3 separate regions of the Homo sapiens genome follow, and regions 1 and 2 are each linked to region 3. A link is an interaction called in ENCODE POLR2A ChIA-PET data of the cell type or tissue named here. Cell type or tissue: OCI-LY7. All regions are shown on one strand.

What was found. ChIA-PET counts read pairs that join two places held together with the same protein. Peaks named below come from ENCODE experiments on the same cell type or tissue, not always from the same donor. Only the 100,000 strongest peaks of a DNase experiment are listed, where the experiment ranks them.
Region 1: POLR2A ChIA-PET joins it to region 3 with 11 read pairs; 2 of 35 experiments call an interaction of 5 or more read pairs at or near these places.
Region 2: POLR2A ChIA-PET joins it to region 3 with 10 read pairs; 2 of 35 experiments call an interaction of 5 or more read pairs at or near these places.

What each region holds. Positions count from the first base shown.
Region 1 is chr2:131,601,188-131,603,687 of GRCh38, reverse strand. It overlaps the pseudogene POTEKP and the pseudogene RNU6-617P. Among named protein-coding and RNA genes, the nearest start is that of LINC01087, 35 kb to the left of the region's middle. In OCI-LY7, no CTCF peak of the experiment used is centred here; a DNase peak (open chromatin) is centred at 1,037; H3K4me3 peaks cover 1,477 bases; H3K27ac peaks cover 2,413 bases.
Region 2 is chr2:132,135,905-132,138,404 of GRCh38, reverse strand. No RefSeq gene overlaps it. Among named protein-coding and RNA genes, the nearest start is that of ANKRD30BL, 25 kb to the left of the region's middle. In OCI-LY7, no CTCF peak of the experiment used is centred here; no DNase peak of the experiment used is centred here.
Region 3 is chr2:131,493,851-131,496,350 of GRCh38, reverse strand. It overlaps the pseudogene SMPD4BP. Among named protein-coding and RNA genes, the nearest start is that of MZT2A, 2.7 kb to the right of the region's middle. In OCI-LY7, CTCF peaks have their summits at 1,894 and 2,095; no DNase peak of the experiment used is centred here; H3K4me3 peaks cover 1,918 bases; H3K27ac peaks cover 1,095 bases.

The sequences.
Region 1 (2,500 bases), 110 kb before region 3:
CTCTTAGGCTCAATGTCTTCTTCAACAAAGTGAGGACTTTGCTGCCTTATTTCACTAGGTTGTTACAAAGATTTAACAAGATAACATTTTTTAAAAGCTGAGAGAAATAGTAAAGCAATGGAATAATTTGTTCCTAAACTTTATGACCGAAATTATCTTGGAATCCCAAATAAAACCCAATGCGTATTTTGTTCATAGGTTCTAATATGCAAACGTTGTAGTTTTCAGAAGATATTATTAAGTCCTAATTTTGCTTCTTAGTTGTCCTACTCCTTATGGCTTATAATTCAGTGCATCTCAACTATGTGATAGTTTGTAACTAAATTTATTCCTAAATATCTCATTAAAGTAGATAATGTGATTGTCCACTATTACGGAGTTGATCAATCACGCCAAGGGCAGAAAAACCAATGGATGTTAAGACCTGGTTTGGACCAACGATCCTTCTCTACAGACTCAAACTCTCAGCCAGCAGATGTTTGTTAGGATAATGCTTTATATTGATGTTCAGTTACAGCTGACATGGGAGACCAAAAGTCTACTTTTATTTTTTTTAGTTTCCACGGAGAAGTAGCAAGCTGACATTCTGTGATTTTCGACATACATACTAACAATATATTTTGCACCAAACACGTTATTCAGCTCAAAGTCATCTCATAGACCATCTTATATGACTCTTTTTGCCGCGCAAATCACAATTTCAATATTTGGGTGGCACCCATTTTGCTTTGATTCACACTATTTCCTTAGAGCTAGTCAGCAAATAGTCAAATGACCTTCCAGTGACTGCACAAAATATGGAATGCTTCAAAGATCTGTGCTGCCTCCTTATGCAGAAGCCACGCTAACTTTCCCCGTATTGTTCCAATTTTAGGATATGTGCCGCCGAAGCAAGCACAAAGCCCTACTTTTACACATGATTAGTGATGCGTCATGGACAAGGCTTGGCTCTGTTGAGTCCAACTAACCTACTTGAGATTCTGAGATTTCTCTTCAATGGCTTCCTGTGAGCTAGAGTTTGAAAATATTTTAAAATCTTGAGCTAGAGATGGAAGTAGCTTCAACGATTTTCATTATCATGTAAATCAGATCACTCAAGGGGCCAACCACAGCTGGGAGCCACTGCTCAGGGCAAGGTTCATATGGGACTTTCTACTGCCCAAGGTTCTATACAGGATATAAAGGTGCCTCACAGTACAGATCTGGTAGCAAAAAGGAAACAAACACTGATCTCTTTCTGCCACATTATTTGAACCCCTCTCACCCTTTAGAACAAGCCCAACTAATATCTGCCAGAGAAAAGACCAACAACAGCCTCAAAGGATCTCTTACCATGAAGGTCTCAGCTAATTCCTAGCTAAGATGTGGGTTCCACATTAGGTTCTGAATATGTGGGGAAGGGTCAATTTGCTCACTTTGTGTGCGGATAAAGTCAGGATGCCCAGCGGCCAGAGCAGGGGGCTGGTCCTCTGGGAACAATGGCTGAGCATATAAGCATAGGTATGGGAACTAAAAAACATGAAAGTCACTGTATGAATCACCATGAAGACTTGAGGGATCTGAATCTACTGATTCATCTTAAGACAGCAGGACCAGTTTGAGTGGCAACAATGCAGCAACAGAATCAATGGAAACAACAGAATGATTGCAATGTCCTTTTTTTTCCTCCTCCTTCTGACTTGATAAAAGGGACTGTCTTCCTTGGATTTAGTAAACCCCTTCGGTTCTTGAAAAATTCAAGGAGTATGTAGGACATAGTCCCCAGAAAACAGTACAAGACTTTCTGCTAAACTGGACATTTCAAGACCCAAATAACTAATCAGAAAAATTAAAGATGTGACACTCTTTTTTATCCCTGCATAGGTGTTACACTTGGATCAAATGAACAATGCTGGGATCTCTAAGGATAAAGATCTTAAAAGTCCTGAGATAAAGAATCCTGCACCCATTGGCACTTCTAACTTGTCTTGCTTTTTGTCTGATTTCTGGCTGATGCAAGGGACTAACTCACTGACACGCGAAAACTACCTGAACCAAACTATGACATCTCACCTGATATGTAAGATGCAACTGTTATAATTATTTTAAACCTCAATTTAGCATTAACTAGCCTTTTAATGTAAACACTTACACATGATGATGACTAGAAACAGCATACTCTCTGGCCGTCTGTCCAGATCTTGAGAAGATACATCAATATTTTGCTCAAGTAGAGGGCTGACTATATTTGCTGATCCACAACATACAGCAAGTATGAGAGCAGTTCTAAAATGACAGAGATAGGAACTGTAATAAAGTTATTTTTAAAGCTAATCTGATATACTTTACCAATGTAAGACCTTGCCTGTCCGTGCAGAATCAAACATTTACATGCAATAAAAGACATAAGCATCTTGAGGGCTCAAGTGTTCATCTTTCTAAAATACCACAAAGGTTAAAAGACAGGGACAAAAAAAAGCCTCTCATCTCAGTGGGGTATTGCATAGCAGAAGCTACTAAT
Region 2 (2,500 bases), 640 kb before region 3:
CACAAGATTAGATTTGAGTATCAGGGCATTCTGGTCATGGTATAAAGCAGAGATTGGCAAACTTTTCCTGTAAAGTGCCAGATAGCGAATATGTTGGGCCATGTGGTCTCTATTACAGCTATTCAACTCTGCCATTGTAGAGTGAAAGGAGTCATAGATAATGTATGGGCAAAGAGGCATGATTGTACTCCAATAAAAGTTTGTATAAAAAACCATTTAGAAAGCTGAATTTGGCCTGTGGCCTATAGTTTCTGGCCCTTCATATAGAAGATAGATGGAGGATAATTACGTAAAAAGATTGAAAGATTAAGCTTTTGTAGTAGTTCACGTGATAGTCTTTTTTTTTTGTAACCAATCTGTGGCCTAGTATAAATCTATTATGAAAGTTTGATCCATCAAGGGTAAAATGAATCAAGTTCAGAAGCTCAATTTACACATTTAAACATGTAGGTCCTTCTTTGGCATTATTGTATTTTGATTAACTTTTTTAACTTAAAAAATAGGAACAGTAATTTGTAGGGTTTCTTTTTCCCTGTGAAAGCCATCAGTTAAGGGGCCACGTTTAACGAGGAAATATAAATATAAAATAAATAAGTTTGTATTTCCAGTGGCACTGGAAAGATAAAGCAAAGGCAGAAAAGAGGTGCAGTTAATATGGCTTAGTGATAATTGAGTTTAAAAAGCTAGGGGACAGATAAAATCTCAGGTCATTCATAAGTTTTCAGATTGCGCACAAGCATTTACAATGCTCATGGGGAAGGAGTAGGTATTTGTCAGGTTAACAGAGAAGTGCAAACAGTCATGGGACACACCAACAGTTTCTTTACATATTGAGTTCAATGAAACATTCATGAGGGATACTTTCAGTAGGTAATTTGATTATATGCATTTCTAGCTGGAGATAGAACTCTGGTTGAAGATGCAGGCTCAGAATACTTTTAGTATAATTATTAGGCAAAGCCATAGATCTCAATGAGCTTATCCATGAGGCAGAAGATGTAGAATAAAAAGAAAGCCATTGACAAAACCCTGGGAATATCAACATTTCACAAGAGTCAAAGGACTTGGTAAAGGAGACTGAGCAGTGGTTAAAGAAACGTAGGAGAGGAGTCTGAGAAAGTGATGTTGCAAATTTCTTTTAAATGTGAGAATTTCAAGCAGTAAAATTACTCAAAAGGCTACTGGATTTAACTTACAAGTTCTTCAGTGGTAATCTGCTCAAAAGAATTATTTTAGTTGTTAGGTATACTGTTGATGTGGTTGATAATTCTGGTATCCAAGAAGAAATCTCCCAAGATCCTACCTAACTTTTTGTAACTAAAGCAGCATACATACAGAGGTAGTGGGAAAATGTCTAGACTGGTGAGTACACATGCCAACATTCTCCCAGAATTTTCTGCCTCCTTATTATACCACTTGAGTAAGGGGTTTAGAAATTTTAGGCTATACTTGGGAATTTGTCCATTTCTTTTGCAGTTTATCAATTTTTGTATCATGTATTTTGAAGCATTTATGTTATGTTCATAAATATTTAAGACTGTTATGTTTTCTTGATTAATTGAACCATTTGTCACTATAAAGTGACCTTGTTTATTGCTGGTAATATTTTTGCTATGAAATGTACTTTGGTATTAATACAACCACTCTTCCTCAGCCTTCTTTTGTAAAGTGTTAGTGTGGTGTATCTTGTTTCATCTTTTAACCAATTTTTGTCTTTATATTTAAAGTTTATTTCTCATACTCATTATACAGATAAGACTTGCTCTTTTATCCATTCTGATAATCTGCCTTTGAGCAGAGGTTTTTAGACCAGTTTAATTTATAATGTAATTATTGATATGATTAGAGTTGTCTGATTTCTATTAGTCTCAGATCTTCTTTGCTTTGCTTTTTTCCTTTTTCTGCTTCCTTCAGACTAGTTTAGTAATTTTTATGATTTAGTTACATATCTGTATATGCATAACATTTTTAGTTATTAATCTAGTTTTACATTTCTTTATGATTTAGTCATATCTTTTTTGGTATAAGTTTATTTGGTATTAGGTATAACTCTTTGCTGTCTTAGCAGTTGCTTTAGGATTTATAATGTATGAATTTACCTCATCACAATCCACCTTCAAGTAATATTATATCATATCATAGATGGTATGAGAAATTACAATCATATTTTCATTTCTTTTCTATCAACCAGATCCCAGCTTAGATCTGTGGGATTATGGCTTTTGTTAAATTTAGAACATATTTAGCCAATTTTTCCTCAAATTTTTGATTCTGCCTCTCCTCCTACCTCTTTGGGGACTTCTATACTACCTGCTGGAAGTTTGCTCATAGTTCACTAGTGTCTCAAATTTGTGAATCTTTTCTTTCATGATGGCGAATTAATCTATGCTCATATCTACTCAGTGCAGCTTTCATCTCCAGCATTGTAATTTGTATCTCTACAAGTGCAATTTGGTTTTTAAAAGTATCTTCTGTTGCTTTATTTATCTTCTTGATTTTT
Region 3 (2,500 bases):
AGACCAGCCTGGCCAACATGGTAAAACCCCGTCTCTACCAAAATACAAAAATTAGCCGGACATGATGGTGGGTGCCTATAATCCCAGCTACTCAGGAGGCTGAGACCCGAGAATCACTTGAACCCAGGAGAAGGTGGTTGCAGTGAGCTGAGATCACGCCACTACACTCCAGCCTAGAAGGCTGAGCAAGACTCTGTCTCAAAAAAAAAAAAGAAACACTGTTCTCCTGCAGCCCATAGTGGCCAGCTTCAGAGCCAAGTTTGTGGTACTGAATCCCTGGTAATGCTTGTACAGCATTTGTTATATACCAGGACTCACTCTAAATGCTCTCTATATATCTCCTCATTTAATCCTCAGTGGTAGGCAGAATTCTAAAGATAGCAGCCCGAGATTCCCGACCCCTGTTTGTTCAATCAAATACTCATCTAGGTACTGCTGTGATGGCATTTTGCACATCCAATTAGAGTCCTAAGTTAGGGGACCTTAAGTTACAGAGTAGTCCCCAGCTGACAGCCAGCAAGGAAACAAAGACCTTAGTTCTACAACTCCAAGGAACTGGATTCTGCCAGCAACCTAAATAAACCTGGAAGCAGCTTCTTCCCTGGAGTTTTCAGATAAGAGCAAAGCTGCCAACACCTTGGTTTTAATCTTGTAATGCACAGCTGAGCTTGCCTGGACTTCTGCACACATAACTATGAGATAATAAATGGGTGCTGGTTTAAACTGCTAAGTTTGTCATACAAGAATAGAAAAACCAACCTCACAACAACCCGATGGGTACAGATGTACTATGACTGCAAGTCAGTACAGATGATGAAGGAGAGGCAGAAATGGGATAACTCACTTACCCCCACCCAGCTAGTAAGTGGCAGAACCAAGATTCCAATACAAAGACCGCCTCACAAAACTGAGACAGGGGCAAATCCCCTCCATATTACCCGTGCACTATGCAATGAACGGAGGGGAAGAGCAAGCTCTGCCAAGGGAGCCTTTGAATAAGCCATCAGAAAACTAGGATCAAAGGCCGGGCGCCATGGCTCACACCTGTAATCCCAGCACTTTGGGAGGCCACGGTGGGCAGATCACTTGAGGCCAGGAGTTCGAGACCAGTGTAGCCAACAAGGCAAAACCCCATCTCTACTAAAAATACAAAAATTAGCTGGGTGTGGTGGCGGGCACCTGTAGTCCCAGCGACTCGGGAGGCTGAGGCATGAGAAATGCTTGAGCCCAGGAGGTGGAGGTTGCAGTGAGCAAAGATCACACCATTGCACTCCAGCCGGGGTGACAGAGGGAAACTCTGTCTCAAAAAATGGAAGAAAAAAAGGAAAGAAAACTAAGATCAGCTTTCCAGATTCCTACCTCTCAGCTCACCCAGGTCAAAAATAAAAAATGCTCAGACCTAGACTTCACAGACAGGAAGTCTGCCAAGTCCCACTGGTGGCCTAGTTACAGTTTTCCTGGCCCAGCTCTGCCCACTGCACAAGTAACGGCACTGGGGTGGCACCTGGCAGTCTGTGGAGGAAGAGAGGCTGGGTGTAAAGAGGCCATGTAGGCAGTTGTAGAGTGAGAGGAGACAGGAATCTCTGCCTCTCTGCCACTTGGCAATAGGAACATCTCCCAAGTTTTTTCAATTTTTTTTTTTTTTTTTTTTGAGACGGAGTCTCACTCTGTCGCCCAGGCTGGAGTCCAGTGGTGCTATCTTGGCTCACTGCAAGCTCCGCTTGGGTTCACGCCATTCTCCTGCCTCAGCCTCCCGAGTAGCTGGGACTACAGGCGCCGGCCACCACGCCCGGCTAATTGTCTTTTGTATTTACTTAGTAGAGTGGGTTTCACATGTTAGCCAGGATGGTCTAGATATCCTGACTTCGTGATAAGCCCGCCTCAGCCTCCCAAAGTGCTGGGATTACAGGCGTGAGCCACCGCGCCCGGCCAGCTTTCTCTTTTCCTTTTTTTTTTTTGAGACGGAGTCTCGCTCTGCGCTCTGTCGCACAGGCTGGAGTGCAGTGGCGCCATCTCAGCTCACTGCAACCTCCGCCTCCCGGGTGCAAGCAATTCTCTGCCTCAGCCTCCCAAGTGGCTGGGATTACACGCGCCCGCTACCACGCCCGGCTAATTTTTGTATTTTCTACTAGAGACGAGGTTTCACCATCTTGGCCAAGCTGGTCTTGAACTCGTGACCTCGTGATCCACCCGCCTGGGCCTCCCAAAGTGCTGGGATTACAGGCGTGAGCCACCGCGCCCGGCCTCAATTCTTAACCTAGCTATCAATTGCAGTGTTAAAGAAAAACGCCTCAGTCCTAATGCACTTGGTCAAGAAAACACTGCACTACTGCAAAATGATCAAAGCAGCATTAAACTGTGGACTGCTGGATAAGTGCGGAGCTCTAGAGATGATGAAGGGGAGAGCATCTCTGCTCAGTAAAAGCTTTCATGGGCAGCGACTGAAAGAATGAGGCCCAGAGGAATTTCTAGGAACTTTCCAAGAGAGGAAATTCAAACC